Linked DNA regions of Mus musculus: region 2 is linked to region 1. A link is a loop called in an ENCODE intact Hi-C map of the cell type or tissue named here. Cell type or tissue: gastrocnemius. All regions are shown on one strand.

Region 1 (8,000 bases):
AGAAAGGGCCTTAAAATTTCATGTCTCAGCCTGTAATGACATCACTGAGATCTCACCTCACACCAATGACGTCAATATTTAGCTCTTTTGCCCGTTCCAAGAGAAGCCTGCTGGTTTTGAGTGTGGCACCAAACTTAACACTGAGGCGACAGACAGCTTTGGAATCATCAGTGGCAATCCGTAGAACCAACCTAGGTGGAAGTACACTGTGTAAGTGCTCTATAATGCTCATCCGCTCAGGAGCCTACGTGTAGGTGCTGCTGCTTGTCTGACACAGGGTTTAGCCTAGTTCTACTATGTATAGGAATAAATAAATGAACCAAGATATGAGTCTGCCCAACAAGGCCCGGCCTTTTGTGCTCTATCAGAAGACTCACTTTGCCTTTGGATGTGCTCTGGCGACTTTCATCAATTCAATTTCACTGTCAAAAGTCATCATCTGGACTCCGTTACTGGCAGCATACTTGATTTGAGAGACTTGTTTACAAGGATTTGCATAGATAACCCTCTCTGCAGGCACCCCAAGCCCCTGCACCAACTGTATTTCAGTCTGAAAGAGAAGAGCAGTGTTGGGCTCTATACAGACCAAGTCTGACAAACAAAAGCACATGAAGTTGTCATGTGCACCTCAGCTTATTAATAACACTTATTAACACAACTGATGCCTCCTTGGGGCGGGGTGAGCAGTCTTACCTTGCTTGCACAGTCAAATCCTGTCCCAATGGCAGCTAGGGTGCTCACTATGGCTCTGCTATCGTTACACTTGACTGCGTAAAAGGGAGTGACGCGGGGAAGAGCTTTTAGCCACCTCAGATGCTTCTTTAGAATGTCTCCGAGGTCCGCAACATAGAACGCATCCTTATCGTCCTGGAATGAGAACAGGTTCAGGGACCTCATTAGCTGTCCAGCAGCTGGCCACACTGAAAACCCTTTTCCCTTCCTTAATCAAATTCTATCCCTGTTAGCAGTCACTGACATGGCATGACCAACCACTAGACAGTCCACAGTCACATTCTAGATTCTCTGGCAAGACAGGCTCATGTATGGTGCTAGGAGCTCTCAGCAGAGTTGCGGCCTTCCGTGGGCTTCCCGTACTTACAGAGGAAGAGACTTCATTGATTTTTTGGTCCAGAATGTCCTTAGCAGTAAAGCCTTCATCAAGGATGTGGCAGTCAAACTCGTCCTTAGTAAAGCTGCTCATGGTTCTCGATGTGCTTCTGAAACAGGGGAAGCCGCAAGTGAGCGGGAACACACTCAAAGTCGTAGCAATGCTCCAGCACAAATCCACAAGTAAACCGATACTTACACAGGGAACCTGGAGATGGAATCAAATTATCACCAGCTCCTCACAAGGTCGACTTAGCCAAGAACTCTGAATGCTGCCTTCTTGGAGTGGTGGAAACACTAGTGAATAGAAACACAAGATGTGATCTCCCTTGGAATCTTACCATTAAAGGTTACACGCTGCAACCATACACCAGAGTAAACAGGTGAAATAAAGTAGCCAGTACAGGAAGAACTGTGGGTGGGAATCCCAGGGCCTAGGTGAATAGACACCACCCTCCCCAAACAGATTCCACTGTTCAAAACTGAATGCCACAACTCTATACATATGGGACATCTCTCCAAAACAGAATGTGTCTCAGAAGCATATCTGCATACAGCCCATTAACTCTGGCAATATTACTGTATTACATGGCTTCATTTCTGAGCCGTTCCAGGTCTTCAGAAACTTCAAATGGCATTACAGTAACTACATGCAGCCCTGAAAATATCTTATTCCTTCCCACTTTGTTATGCTGAATGATCTTAAGTGAATACAGTCATTATCATCTATCTAGAGCACTCAAACTCAGTGAACAATCCATCAAAATTTTCCATAAGGAACTTTCATGCAGTACTAGCATTAAAACAAAACAAAACAAAACAAAACAAAAACCCAAACTCTTCAAATCAACAGGATATTGTTAGTTACTATTATGAGACACCAGTATCCCAAAGCCTATATTGCCTAACAAAATGAGCACTTCTGGGATCCTGACTGTCCTCAAATGCCTTCTAATATCCACTTAGTTATGGATAATAACCATATGGAAGGCATTTTTGGTCAACTTTATGACTAACAAAAATAAGCAAGGTCACCACTCTTAATAAAAGCTTCTGTCTGGGCCTTATGAAATGGACAACAGCAAGTGGCCAAGTAAAACTCGTTTTTTTCCGTTGTGTGACCCACTTCAGTGCCTGCAGCCTACAGGCACGGAGGCTGGGCAATGGTTAGGAGCCACAATTTGCTCTAGCATGGGACACTATGAGAGGCCCACGGGGAAGAGCCTGCCATAAATCCAAATCCATGCATGGTTAAACATGTTAAGCCTTAATTTAACGAGACTTTTGGCAATGTCAACTTCCGTTAGCTGCCTAAACCTCTCCTAAGTTAAGACTAGAGAAGAGAGCCAGCCAACTCGTTGTATATCATTTACAACTGATGAATGGGCTTTGGCAGTAACTTTGTAATTTTAGGTCTTAAGTATTTTCCAGGCAACCTTCCGGTTTAAACACGAAAAGCTTTGAGATACTGTTTTGCCTTTCTGTAGCTTTGCCTAAATAATATAATAGATAAGATCTGAAAGAAAAATGTTACTAACACATTTTGGTATGGGAAGTAGCTAAATCGTGTCAGACAATTAGCACAAGAAGGTAACTCTGGAAGATATAAGCCAATTAAAACAGAAAAGAATTCCAATCAGTCAAAGTCTGCCCGATCTTAGGTTTGAATAAAACAAACCACTACATTCTTTGTCCTCTCCCAGACATTCCTGACAGGCTCTGCCCCCCACACTTTTTCCAGTTATTGAGGATTCTGAGTAGGGTTTCCGGGACAGCCGGGAACCCGTTTTCCCCTAAACCACTAAGTCATTCAAGGAGTTCTAATTCCAAGTCACAGCTGGTGGGTATTCATTAGCAGTGACTCCCAGACTAAATTTGGTCTACCAACTTCCACTCCGGGTCATCGCCTCTGCTCTGTACACGTAGTGAAACTAAAGAAAGCAGCAGGAAACTAACTGCAGGACCGCTGCTCGCGGCCGCGCTCCCCTGCACCTGCCGCGGGCTTGCCCTCCATCATCACCCGGGCAAGTGGAGCGCTGAGTCCGGCTGACGCGAAGAGGGCTCCCATGGGGGGATCCGAGGGCTTGCAGCCGAGGTCCAGGAGCAGCTGCCTTCAGGGCGGCGGCTCGCAAGGTCACCGGTCCCGGGCCACGTGTCCCCTGCCGGCGGCCGCAGTCCGGGCCTCGCGACACGTGGCCGCACATCCCTCCCGCGTCCCGCTCACCTCACAGCACGGTGGCCCGGCTGGCCTGACCCATGGAGGCGCCGCCGCCAAACCCCGAGGAGCGCCCGTCCGTCCGTCCGTCCGCCCGCCGCCGCCGCCCCGTCAGCCGCCTCGTCGAGCCCGCCGCAGACGCCGACCGGAGGTGGCGCCGAGCTGCTGGCTGAGGGCGGCCGGCGGTGGCGGCTGCAGGGACTGACAAAGCCCGACGGTGCGACGCGCCGCTACTTATACGCCGAGCACGTCGTCATGGAGACGCACCAGCTCAAACCAGCCGCGATCGGTTCCGGCCGGGAGGCGCGGGGGAGGGGCGGGGACTCCGTGGCGGCCAACCCGGGTCCCGGCGCCGGAGGCGGGGGACGCGGGCCGGGCGCGTCAGTGGGGCGGGGCGCAGCGCGTGCCCACCCACCCGCCCATACGCCCCGCGCTCCCCGCCGGGCCTCGTGTCGGACACGCCCTGCGGCAGGCCTGCGCACGCGCACCACATCACCAGTCCTGGCTGCCAGCATGCCGCAGGGCCCTATGGGCAGCGGGCGGGAGTCGGCTGGTGCATGCGCACATGTACCTGGTCGCCAGTCTCTCGCCCCCTACCTCTCCGCCTAGGCACACAATCTCTTCCCCCTCTCCAGGTCCTAACGGCTGAACCCAGACCTGGAAGACTAGCAAAATTCTTCCTCGGCTTTCCATTCAGGGGGTGGTATTCCCTAGCGGGGCAGGCGTATCGCAGATGCAAGCGGAGGATGGATGGGCCGTGAGCTGTGCGCCGGCCACATAGACTAGACTTGGTGGCGCAGACTGACCCTGCATCACGACCCTGTATGCCTAAGCCTGAAAGCTTGCTGAGAGACAAGCCCGCGGAGGCTGACCCGGCCACTCCGTGTTATGTTGGTGGCTTCCAACTAGATGTTAGGCATCAGTTGCATGCTAAGTACGCCTTCTATCTAAGCAAGGGTCGTATTGAAAGGCGTGTTAGGGACAAGGTAAGAGGTGGTGGACAGCCACCAGCTGTCTCTCTTATTCTGTCTTTCAGGGTAGCTACAACTTTGAGAAGCCTGAATGCGAACAGAGTCTGGGCAGTAAATTTGTATCCACCAAAGTTACATTGTTAAAGAACAAGTGGGACTGACTTACATATTCAGTATTGGAAAAACACACGAACACTACAATTTGTTACTATGTATACTATGTATACGATGTTAATGGTTTGTTAATTCTCAGTTAAAACCCCTCTCCCAGCCCAGACGTTGAGATACCATAGCAGTACCAAAAAACTAACTTGAATCACAGCAAAGGAAAAAACTTGAAGCTTTTCAAGGGCCTGAGCAGGGCCAGATGACCCACACCTTTAATCCCAGTACTCAGGCAGAGGCAGGCTTTTGTTTATTTGTTTTTTGTTTGGTTTGGGTGGTTTGTTTTTGAGACCTGGCCTCTCAGTTTAGCCCTGGCTTTAGTGGAACTCTACCTGCCTCTGCCTCAAGAATGCTGGGATTAAAGGTATGTTCCTTCTCTGACCAGCTAAATCTCTTAAGTTTGAGACCAGTATAGTCTACAAAGAGTTCCAGACCAACCACGGCTACATAGTGAGACCCTATCACAAAACAAAGTCAAACAAACAAACCCCACTGGCTTTTCTCCAGAGGTCCCTAGAGAAAATCCACAACCCAGCTCCACTCCCAAACTGTTGTGCAGTTTTGTGCAAGCCTTGGTCTCATGTACCCAAGGGTCTTTTACAACCACAAAGTCCTGGGAGGAAAAACCTTAGTACACACTTCCAAGCCTGGGTCATAGTCCATAGATATTTGTTGAATGAGTGAATGAAAGAACGAGTGATTCACTTCTCCCTGAATCATGGCTTCTGCAGAAAGAAACAAGAGCCACAAAAGCATCAAGCAAGCTGTCCATACAACGATGGGATGGGCATTTCACTCTTCTCTTGGGCACCCTGCTCTTCCTTAGTTTTATATAATCCTGGAGCAGTCACAAGGTACCATGCAGAGCAGGAGAAGGGTATGGGATCCCCTCCTAACAACCCTTTTCTTCCCCAAGGACCAGATTAGCTGTTTTGACCAGTCAAAGAACATACAGCCCCAAGCGTTCAATTAGCATCTTTATCTCTGTGATGGGAGATAATCATAGTGTTTTAGTTTTGGAAACCTTACCTGGGAAGAAGAGCGCAGGTCTTGGTCAGGAAGACCAGGAGACCATTCCAAATTATAAACTACTCTGGCTCTATCACAACTGCCTATGTATGTATGGCACCAACCCACCCACATTCCAATTCCTGCCCAAACCCTCGGGAGGTGGTGTCTTGTACATGATCCAGCTGACTGTCAGGGTGGGGACAGAAGGTAGGGAAGGAGGGGCCCATTTCCTGGGGTAGTGGCCCTGCTAGCTGGTGGTAGACAGGCTCCAGCATGGAGAGGTCCCCAAAGCCGGTCTGAAAGCAGCTGAGCTTGAGTCATAAGACTCAACTACTAACCTGCATTCAAGAAGACAGACCAGTGGTGACTAAACCCAGGCTTAGTCAAACGAGTGGCATTACTGATATTATTTTCACCGGTTCCTCCCTTTCCCTACCCATCTTCCTTAAGAGAAAATCAACAAAGGCTAGGCTACCACTCAACACAAGAGTGCTTGCCCCTTTCTCCCTAGGGGCAATTTGAGGCCCCAAGTTCCATTGCCATTGTCTCTCCAAAGTAAAGCGATGAGACCTTATAAAATGCCAATGTCCAGAATGTTATCCTGACATGCAGTGAGGTGTTTGTGCTAGATTGTGCAGAGGCACCGAAGGATGGATGAAACCAGTGTAGATGCTGCTATTAGCGGTGTTCTCAGTTACTGTCTTATATTCTGGGGCTGTCTCTGACTTTCTTAGGGACTCTCAGCACTTGCCCATGGTAAAATCCTGAATCTCACGCCCCTCCTTGGAGGTGCAAGCTCAGTGTCTACAAGTAGTGATGGTTGGGCCAAGTTCTAAGAGCTCTAACTTTATTTTTTAAGACAGCATCTCATGGAGCTCAGGTCCCTGTGTAGCAGAGCAGAGCCTTGAATGGCTACTGCCTCCACCTCCCAAGTACATGGGGTAGTTACAAATGTAAAGAGGGCCCCTTATGGGAAAAGAATTACATCGCATAAAGGAATAACCAGCAATTGTATACAAATCCATTTACTTGGTATTGGCAAAGTCAAGACAGGGCTTTCATTCATCCATTGGTTCATCCCCTCCTAACAACTCCTTTTTTTCCCCAAGGATGAGATTAGCTGTCGTGACCCATCCGAAAATGTGCAGCCTGAAGCATTGTTTGTTTGTTTGCTTGCTTGCTTGTTTGTTTTAGATAAGGTCTCATTGTTGTATGTGTGGCTGGCCAGGAATCTGCTATATAGATAAGCTACCTGGAACTCACAGAGAGTATGCCTCAGTATGCCTCAGCGGGTATTGAAAGCATGGGCCATCACACCTGGCTTCAAGATAGACTCTTAAAAGAGGAAGAGAGGAGGAGGAATCCGTATCCAAAGTCATATCTGTCTTCTAGGAAAAGAACAGACTAGCCAGACATGGTAGCACACACCTTCAATCCTAGTGCTTGGGAGGCAGAGGCAGGTTCAAGGCTGGCCTGGTCTACAAAGCTGGGCTTTGTACAGCCAGGACTGCTCACACTGAGAAACCCTGTCTTGGAAAGAAAGAAAGAAAGAAAGAAAGAAAGAAAGAAAGAAAGAAAGAAAGAAAGAAAGAAAGAAAGAAAGAAAGAAAGAAAGAAAGAAAGAAAGAGAGAGAGAGAGAGAGAGAGAGAGAGAAAGAGAGAAAGAGAAAGAAAGAAAGAGGGAGGGAAGGAAGAAAGAAAGAAAGAAAGAAAGAAAGAAAGAAAGAAAGAAAGAAAGAAAGAAAGAAGGAAGGAAGGAAGGAAGGAAGGAAGGAAGGAAGGAAGGAAGGAAAGAAGGAAAGAAAGGAAGAGAGCAGACTAAAGTGAGATTCCTAATATTAGGCCACATAAGGAAATTAGCACCTGCCTTGCTAAAGGTGCACAACTCAAGATACCTGGGCAATGGAGAGCAGTCACCAGACAAGTCACATCTGGATATTTGACCCAAAATAGTGTTCCACTGCTGTAACTCACCAATGCTAGACTTGCCCTGAAATTGTGTTGAGTGTCTCCAAAGAGCTAACCCTCCCTCCGAGGCAGAAAGTGTGCCACCTCCACTGATAATCCAAATAATGTGCCCAAGGCAGGGAAGGCAGCTTCCAGGTTGTTCTGAGCAATGGTGGCATCATCAGAAGTGATGGCATTGCTCCAGAGGATCTCTTCTAAGCATCAGACACCCATGTGTACAAGTCTCGGTATTTTTATTATGAAGAGTGAAGTTACATCATGACCCTACCTTACCCAGCCCTGGTAGAGCTTACTGGGATGGGACCAGACAGCAAGCCCAGTAGTGGAAACTGGGACAGGACTTTCCCAAGCCCAGCAGGCTCAGGGGCAGGTCAGTGGCCACACAGGACGTGGCAGTGAAGTAACCCCTGTCCTGAGGTTCATTTTAGTGGCATCTGTGGTTTCTGTGGGAGCAACTGGCTGCTAAGAACTCCCTCCTTATTGTGTATTTTCTAGAATTGGAGACACAAGAATCCGAGTATTTATCTTTGGGTAGTGTGCTCATTCTGCATGTCTGTTGAGTT
Region 2 (8,000 bases), 60 kb after region 1:
AACTCAGAGTTATCACAAGGAAAATCCATTCATGCTCACAGTCTCATTCAGCTTTTCTCCCACTTAAGTATGAACTGAGACTAGCTTCCCAAATAGCAACAATTTAAGTGCATTCAGGGTGACTTGGCCATAGACATCCACCTGGCATGGTATTGGAGGTTATGGCCTGTGAAAGCCAGCAAAGAGAGAGAGAGAGAGAGAGAGAGAGAGAGAGAGAGAGAGGGGAAAGGAGAGAGGGAGGGAAGGATGGAGGGAGGGAGAGAGGGAGGGAAGGAGGGAGGGAGGGAGGGAGGGAGGGAGGAAAAAAGAGAGAGAAATGATGTAAGGCCCAGAAGTAGAACTGTCTTTCTTAGATACAGTATGACCTCATATAATCTCATATGTAAAAAGGCCTAAAACACACCCACATGCATGTTTGCATTCTTAGAAGCTTAAACAAGCTTATCAGGGTCACAGAGATAAGTCAGAGTTTCCTTTTTTTAATCAGTAAGTAAGAAGACTATGGAAAAAAGAAAGCTGTCTTACTTATGGCAGTTGGTATATTCAGGAATCCATTTATCAGAAGCCATCCAAGCCTGGCCACCAGGGACTATGCAGATCACTCAAGAGAGAAGCTAGGGATGAAACAAATGGGAGCAGTCCCTGCCCACGGATTGGCAGTCAGTGTGCTCCCCGACTGACAGAGCTGTTCCCCTGAGAGTGGACTGCACGATCAACTCTATCCTTATCCCTGTCCCAGGAGGCAATTTTTCCCCCCAGAAATTGGCGAGTTAATTCTAAAGTGTATGTGGAAATGCAAAATTCCTATAACCAAACCAATCTGGAAAAGATGAAAATCCAGAGCTCCTTCATGCTTTCTGATTTCATTCTTCCCTTTGTGTGTGTGTGTGTGTGTGTGTGTGTGTAATTCTGAGCACTCACACTACAGCAAACATGTGGAGATCGGAGGCCAATTCTCTACAGTCAGTCCTTCTGGGGATTGAACGGAGGCAGTCAAGGCTAGCCCAGCCAGCAAAGTAGGTCCCAGGCCAACCAAGCAGGGCTGCCTAATAGGATCCTGTCTCAAAACAACACAAAACACAAGCAACCGCAAAATCTTTGTGAGCTGAGATGAAGAGTTCTTAGATACAGAACAACCCAGCCCCGGAAAAAAATTGAACTTGGTCAGAATAAACCCCCTCTATGCTTCAGGAGACACAATGAGAAAGGTGAGAAGACAAAACAGAAACTGGTAGACAGTATCAGCAAACGCTCAACCTACTCCAAGAGCTTTACAATTTAATGGCAGAAGGCAGACAACCAATTAGAAAAGAGGCGAAATCACGCTGCTTAGCTCAGTCAGCAGAACCTGAGACTCTTAAAATAGGCAAAATATTTGAACATAAATTCACAGACAAGTGGCTTCACATGCATAATAGATCCTCAACACCGTTAGTCATGGGAGAAATGCAAATTAAACCCCTGCTGCAGTGACAACTACACGCTGGGGAGGGTGACAGTGATTTTAAAGATTTGCAATTCTAAATGTCCGTTGGAGCGCCAAAAACTTAACCCTTAAGTAACACTTGGGTATGCAGAGCCCTTTCTCCCCACCTCCCTTCCCTTTCTCCCTCTTGCTCAGGCCCATAGATTTTTTATTATTTGTTTCTCATTACAGATGGTTGTGAACCACCACGTGGTTGCTGGGATTTGAACTCATGACCTCCAGAAAAACAGTTGGTGCTCTTAACCACTGAGCCATCTCTCCAGCCCAAGTGCTTTCAGTTAAACGACAGTATAAGTCTTCAGAAGCAGTCACTGGACAGTGGCTTAGTTAGTAGAGCATTTGCTTATCATTCACAGAGTCATGGGTTTGAGCCCAAGAACCACTTAAAACCAGGTGTGGTTGCATATGACTAGAAACCCAGTACTGGGGAGGTGGAAGCTGGAGATCAGAAGTTCAAGGCTACCCTCTGCTGTAGAGAGAGTTTGAGGTCAGTCTGATCCTGCCTCGAGAGTCAAAGTCTTGCAGAAGCTTGAAAAGCAATAATAATAAAAAAAAACAACAAAAAAAAAAAACAAAACCTCTCAACATCAATTCCAGGCAGCTACACATGTGCACTCACATACATGCAAACATATCACACTCACACACAAATACCAGAGGAAAAACATATTTCCTAATTATAAACACATGGACTCAAGAACTAGAGGCCATTGTACAGAAGAGTGTCCCTGGGGAACTAGAGGCCAACCTGGTCTATCTGGTGAGAGTTGCAAGGACCAAGGTCTCTCTGATCCTGCGATTGGTCTCTACTTCAAAACAAGCCCAAAAGGCAAACCCATTGGGTCAGCAGCACCCTGAGGCTGGGGATGTGACATGGGATGGACTAGAGTGAGTGTGAGGAGGTGACAGGGATGCTCTAGAACTGGACAATGGTGATGCTAGCACAGAGCTTAGAGTTTCCCACATCACTACAATAGCAGCTTAAGACAGGTGGATTTTATCTCATGGGAATTTTACTTCAATAATACTGTTCTAAACCTATATATGTATATATGTATATATATATATGCATATATACATGTATGTAGATATGTGTATATAAATTATATGTGTATGTATATGTATGTGTATATGTATATATACTAAATGTCAGAATGAAAACCTCTGTTCAGTTTGGGCAATGAGGTCACAAATGGTATCTTTTTTTTTTTTTTTTTCTTTCTCTTTTCTATAGTTTCTGCCTGTTCTGGAGTAGATCTGCCATTCTTAACTATGGCCACAGTTTGGGTCTCAAGTGTCCCCAGTGGCCTGCAGGCTACACACTATGTAGCTCTATGTATCAAGTGACAAGGGCAGCTTTAAGAGTTGGTGGGGCCCAGTGGAGGCTTTAGATTCAGGGCTATGGGCTCAAAGGCTGAGGGATCCCAGTCTGACTGTGACCTCTTTTCCATCTCCCAGCTCCTGCCACGACAACCTCAAATCCTCAAAGCAGTCAAGGCCAAGGAATTGTAGGCCCAAAGTATCTTTTTCCCTTTATAAATTAATTATCTCGGATATTTTATCATAGCAATGAAAAGCAGTAATACAGATCATCAGAATTAGGGTAGTGTGTGTATGAATATGTGTGTGAGTGTATGTATGCGTGTGTGCATGCATGTGTATGTGTACATGTGTGCACATGTGTATGTATTGATGCATGTGTGTGTGTGAATGCATGTGTGTGTACGCACATGTTTGTGTAGCAGGATGCAGGTGAGGTGCGACTTGTTTGTTTATTTGCTTTGTTGAGAGGCAGTAGTAGCCAAGTTTCCAACAGGAAAAGTGAAACTCATCACCCCTCCCCCCACTGGCCTCTCTGGCCTTGGCGGTGGCGGAAGAGTAACAGACATCTGTCCCCAAAAATATCTCTTGCACTGCAAAATTACTGCGTCACCGGCAGAGATGGGGACAGCTGGTAAACTTATAAACAGTGAGAGGAACCTTAGAAGTAAAGCGAGAGGCCTTGACTCCTTTTTAAAAATATGTTTTAAACAGATAGTGTAAACCTGGCACGACGGTGCATGCCTGTAACCTCAGCTTTAGGGAATCTGAGGCAGGAGGATTACGAGTTCAAAGACAGTCTGGGCTACATAGCTAGACTCTGTCCTAATATTATGTTGATTGTAGCTATTAAAGAAATAATTAGGCTGTGCAGTGACAATTGTTAAGACACACTGTTGGGGCTTTTACTCCATTCTGTTCTTCAGGCCCTGGAGCCGCTGCAGGGAGTCCTCTGGTGGGCTAGGGAGCTGCTGAGGCATATGGGCAGATAGAGCCCCAGACCTGGACACCAGCAGAAATGTGTCAGACATTGAGGGTTCCTGATTAAACTAACCTAATCAGATTCCCATCAAAGGTGGGCCTAGGTGACCAGACATCCCCTGTGGATATAGTCCAGAATGAGGATCGCATCAGGAATCAAGGAGGTTTGAAGGTCAAGGTCAGGGAGTGTTAGCACAGCCACTCATCAAAGCTCTTACTAATACTGGATTTTACAAAGACACGCAGAGTTGGGTCTAGGAAAAGGCTTTTAGACCTTGGTTAAAGTTTGGTCCAGCAAAGAATCTTTGTCATGACAGGTCATCAAGGAGCGTGTGTCAGGGACAGCTCAATAAATTTTCATAGAACCCAGCTCACAGACTAGTGGTTGTTTATGCCTTTAATCCCAGCACTCAGGAGGCAGACACAGGCATATCTCTGTGAGTTGGAGGCCAGACTGGACTACAGAGTGAGTGAGAACAGCCAGGGCTATCAGAGAAACTCTTGTCTTGAAAAATCAAAACAAAACAAAACAAACACACAGACACACAAAACCCTCAAACAAACAAGCAAACAAAAAACCAAAATCAAAACAGCTCAGCAGTCAGAACCAGAACACTCCACGTGCTCCCTTGGTACTCCCTGCTAAGCCGCTAGCTTCTCCAGCATTAACCTCTCCTCCAGCTTCGTCCAGCACACGTTTGAGCTTGGCCACCTGAAGGTATGCAGTGAGGGCTGGAGAAATGGCTCAGCAGTTAAGAGTACTTGCTGCTCTTGTAAAGGACTGGGGTTTGGTTCCCAGTACCCACACAGCTGCTCACAACCACTTACAACTCCAGTTCTGGGGGACTTGGCCTGAAGTGGCTGCTAGTATCCCCTCAGGGCGCAGGCCTGTTGACCTGGCATCTGCCCGGGATGTGAAAGTCTGGGACCTGGAAAACTCAGAGGATTTGTAGCAGGTGTTCTTGGTCTCCCATACAGCAGAGAGAGAAGGCATAGAGTAGGGGCTCAGTCATGCTGAGCAAATGCAGGTAGAGGCCCCACATTCTTTTCTGTATCCTGAAGAGACAATGCCAGACCCAAGGGCTATTGCCTGAGCTGGTAATAACAGTAATGGACCAAGTGAGACTCTCCTAGTCCTCTAATGACAACCTTCGAAGTTGCTACAGAACCAGTCAGGAAGGAAATGAGGGACAACTGGCCCAAAGGCGTGGTGTTTCTCCCACCAGGGGAACAAGAGTCTCTAAAATGCCAGGTGAGTTTCCACCATACACCACAAACCAGAGAAAAGGATTGTGGGAGATCTCCCTAGTGCTCTACAATGGTGTGTGTGTGTGTGTGTGTGTGTGTGTGTGTGTGTGTGTGTGTGTGTGTGTGTGTGTTTGTTTGTTTGTTTGTTTGTTTGTTTGTTTTTTGAGACAGGGTTTCTCTGTATAGCCCTGGCTGTCCTGGAGCTCACTTTGTAGACCAGGTTGGCCTCCAACTCAGAAATCCGCCTGCCTCTGCCTCCCGAGTGCTGGGATTAAAGGCGTGTGCCACCACGCCTGTACAATGGTGTTGAGTATAGGACTATCTTCCAGAACTGTCCATAGGATTTCAAAAAGTTAATAAAAATAAGAATAGCAGGTAGATTCAAGCCATGCTTACCACTAAATTTTTAAAGGGATCAGGTCTCCTCCAAAATCGGTGTTTGGTTCCCATGTCAACCTTCCGGTCCCACTACAATAGAGAACTGCCCGCTTTGGCAGTGGCTGCGCGGTGAGGGTGGGCTCCAGCACGTGTTTCTCCACAGTCTCATTCTTCTCTGGGACAACCGCACTATGCTCAAAGATATCCAAAAGTCCGAAAGGAGGCCTCCCAGACAAGTTTGAAGAAGGTGGGCCCTCACGCGGCTTTGCCTAGGGGATCCGACCACCATCTTCTAACTCTGAGATTCCGTTCAGCATCAGAACCTTTGTGGCCGCTATTCTCCATCAAGGCAATGACACTTAATGCATTGAGTTGTCACAAGGACCCATCAGGAAGAGGCCAGGTCTCATTGGAAAGGCAGGAAGTCCCTATTGATGCCATGGCTCTGGTAATTAATGGGAACTGACTAACGCAGAGCCCACCTTCCAGAATAGCTGAGAGACAGTACGTGGGGCTTCCCTTCCACCTAGCCCTCTTTGGAAATTTACATCCCTAGCGAAGCTCCATTGTGAAACACCAAGACTCTGATGTGGAAGAGAGGAAGACAAAGGGCAGACTCTGAATCAACCGGCAGGTGTCTGCCCTTCAGAGGCTCCACCGGAGGGTGGACCCGTGACTCACCATAGATCCTTTTACTTTTCCTAGTGACCAATCTGATTTTCCCATTACACGGCAGTGATTCACCGAGTGCTGTCTTGGTTATGTAACTGGGGCTGTTTTGATCTGTTGGGGTGTCTCTATCTCCTTTTCTATGTCACCTCTGTGATGCTTCGGAGACGCTTGCGTCTTACATAACTTGGTCCATGGTAACAAACAGTTGTTGAAATATCTTCCCTTTGAGAACAAAACAACGTGCTCCATCCATCTCCAGGAAATGAGCATCTGGGTGGTGGATGAAGGCCCAGCTTAGACCCAGGAGACCCCTCAGTAGGCCTGGCTTGACTGCAGACACCATTTGTGTTCCCCATCTTCTCTGACCTTAGTTCTTCCATCTTCAGTGAAATGGACTATATAAAACCTAAGTGTCGACCTGTATAATGTTGTTAATGTTTCTCAGAGTCTAGACAAGAGCTCCAGAGATGGGAAACTTGGTGTTTTCCATCAAACTCAAAGATGGACATAGACACTAAATTCTCAAGCAGACTTATTTTAAGATAATGTAGTGGGGAGGGAGAAACAACAGATTTCTGCTAGACTTCTTACAAATAAAATCATCTAGCCCACGGGAGGGTGGGAATGGAGTTCCCATCATTTCCTCCATTCTTTTTGTGCTATAAATGACCAACTGAAGGCTCAAAATGCACCAATGTCATTCTGACCTTCACATTCACTTACTTGGCCAGACCAGGAGCAGTCTTCACCACTGGGTGTTGCACACATTCTTGCTTGACTCATCGCCAACAGGAGAGCATGTCCTGAGGTTGGTCAAATTCTAGTAGGTCCTTGGATCCATCCCTTATGTCAGAAAGGCTCAACAAGACCTTTTTATTTCGAGTCTGTGGCATTTACTAGGGTTCTTACGTGGACATCAGCATCTCCCGTCTGTTCTGAAAATTTCTCATCGACATTGTCTTCTCACAGCACATTTGCTGTCTTCTCTCTTGCTTCTTTTTCCAGAGTGTCAGTTAGGTGTGTTTAGACTATTTACTCTCTTTTTTTTTTTCTCTCTCTGATACTCTGATGACTTTCTTTTGGACTTCCTACACTGTTGTTTGACTAATTTCTTCTGGCCTATCTTCTGGTTCACTGATTTTTCCATTGTCTGTATCTAATCAGCTATTAAACTCATCTATTAAATTCAGTGTTCAGTAATTATACTTATATTTATTTTTCTACATGATCTCAGGTGGGTGTGAAGGCACAGATCTGTGATCCCAACAGTCAAGAGACTGAGGAAGGTCTTGAGTTTGAGGCTAGCCTGGACTCATAGAGAGATCATGTTCAAACAAAACTAAACAAAATAAAAACAGCTCTATTTTATTATTATTATTATTGGTTTTTTGAGACAGGGTTTTTCTGTGCAGTCCTGGCTGTCCTGGAACTCACTCTGTAGACCAGGCTGGCCTCAAACTCAGAAATCTGCCTGCCTCTGCCTCCCAAGTGCTGGGAATAAAGGCGTGTGCCACCACTGCCCATCTTATTATTTTTTTAAGATCAGTTTTTGTTAACTTTCTGTTACCTGGGTACACTTTAAAGTTTGTGTTCTGTGGTGCGTGTCTTTAATCCCAGCACTTGGGAGGCAGAGGCAAGTAGAGCTCTCAGTTTCAGGCCAGCCTGGTCTACAGATCAAGTTCCAGGACAGCCAGGGCTACACAGAAAAACCTTGTCTGAAACAAAACAAAACAAAACAAAACAAGCAAACAACAACAAAAACAAAAAGAGGAAAATAGGAAAAGAGAAAAGGTTGTATTCTGTCTTTTAACATAACAATTTTAGCTTTTGTTTTTTTCTGATTCTATTGTGTGAAATATCTGGGGCTCAGTTTGTTGCTTCTGCCTCAATACTGTTTCCACCTCTCTACCTTGTG

What was found. Hi-C counts contacts between places; a loop is a spot of excess contacts. Peaks named below come from ENCODE experiments on the same cell type or tissue, not always from the same donor. Only the 100,000 strongest peaks of a DNase experiment are listed, where the experiment ranks them.
Region 2: a loop joins it to region 1, with 6 times the contacts of the local background. A loop is called at or near these places in 2 of 42 quality-filtered maps.

Annotation. Positions count from the first base shown.
Region 1 is chr12:17,540,500-17,548,499 of GRCm38, reverse strand. Odc1 (ornithine decarboxylase, structural 1) reads right to left here and starts at 3,627. Exons shown (of 12, transcript NM_013614.2): 1 at 3,332-3,627; 2 at 1,307-1,404; 3 at 1,100-1,217; 4 at 694-867; 5 at 378-550; 6 at 57-191. The coding sequence starts at 1,201. It overlaps Gm22748 (a small nucleolar RNA gene), which reads right to left and starts at 2,354; the gene lies at 2,219-2,354. In gastrocnemius, a CTCF peak has its summit at 3,955; a DNase peak (open chromatin) is centred at 3,712; H3K4me3 peaks cover 3,176 bases; H3K27ac peaks cover 4,683 bases.
Region 2 is chr12:17,480,010-17,488,009 of GRCm38, reverse strand. No RefSeq gene overlaps it. Among named protein-coding and RNA genes, the nearest start is that of Gm46325, 25 kb to the right of the region's middle. In gastrocnemius, no CTCF peak of the experiment used is centred here; no DNase peak of the experiment used is centred here; H3K27ac peaks cover 2,246 bases.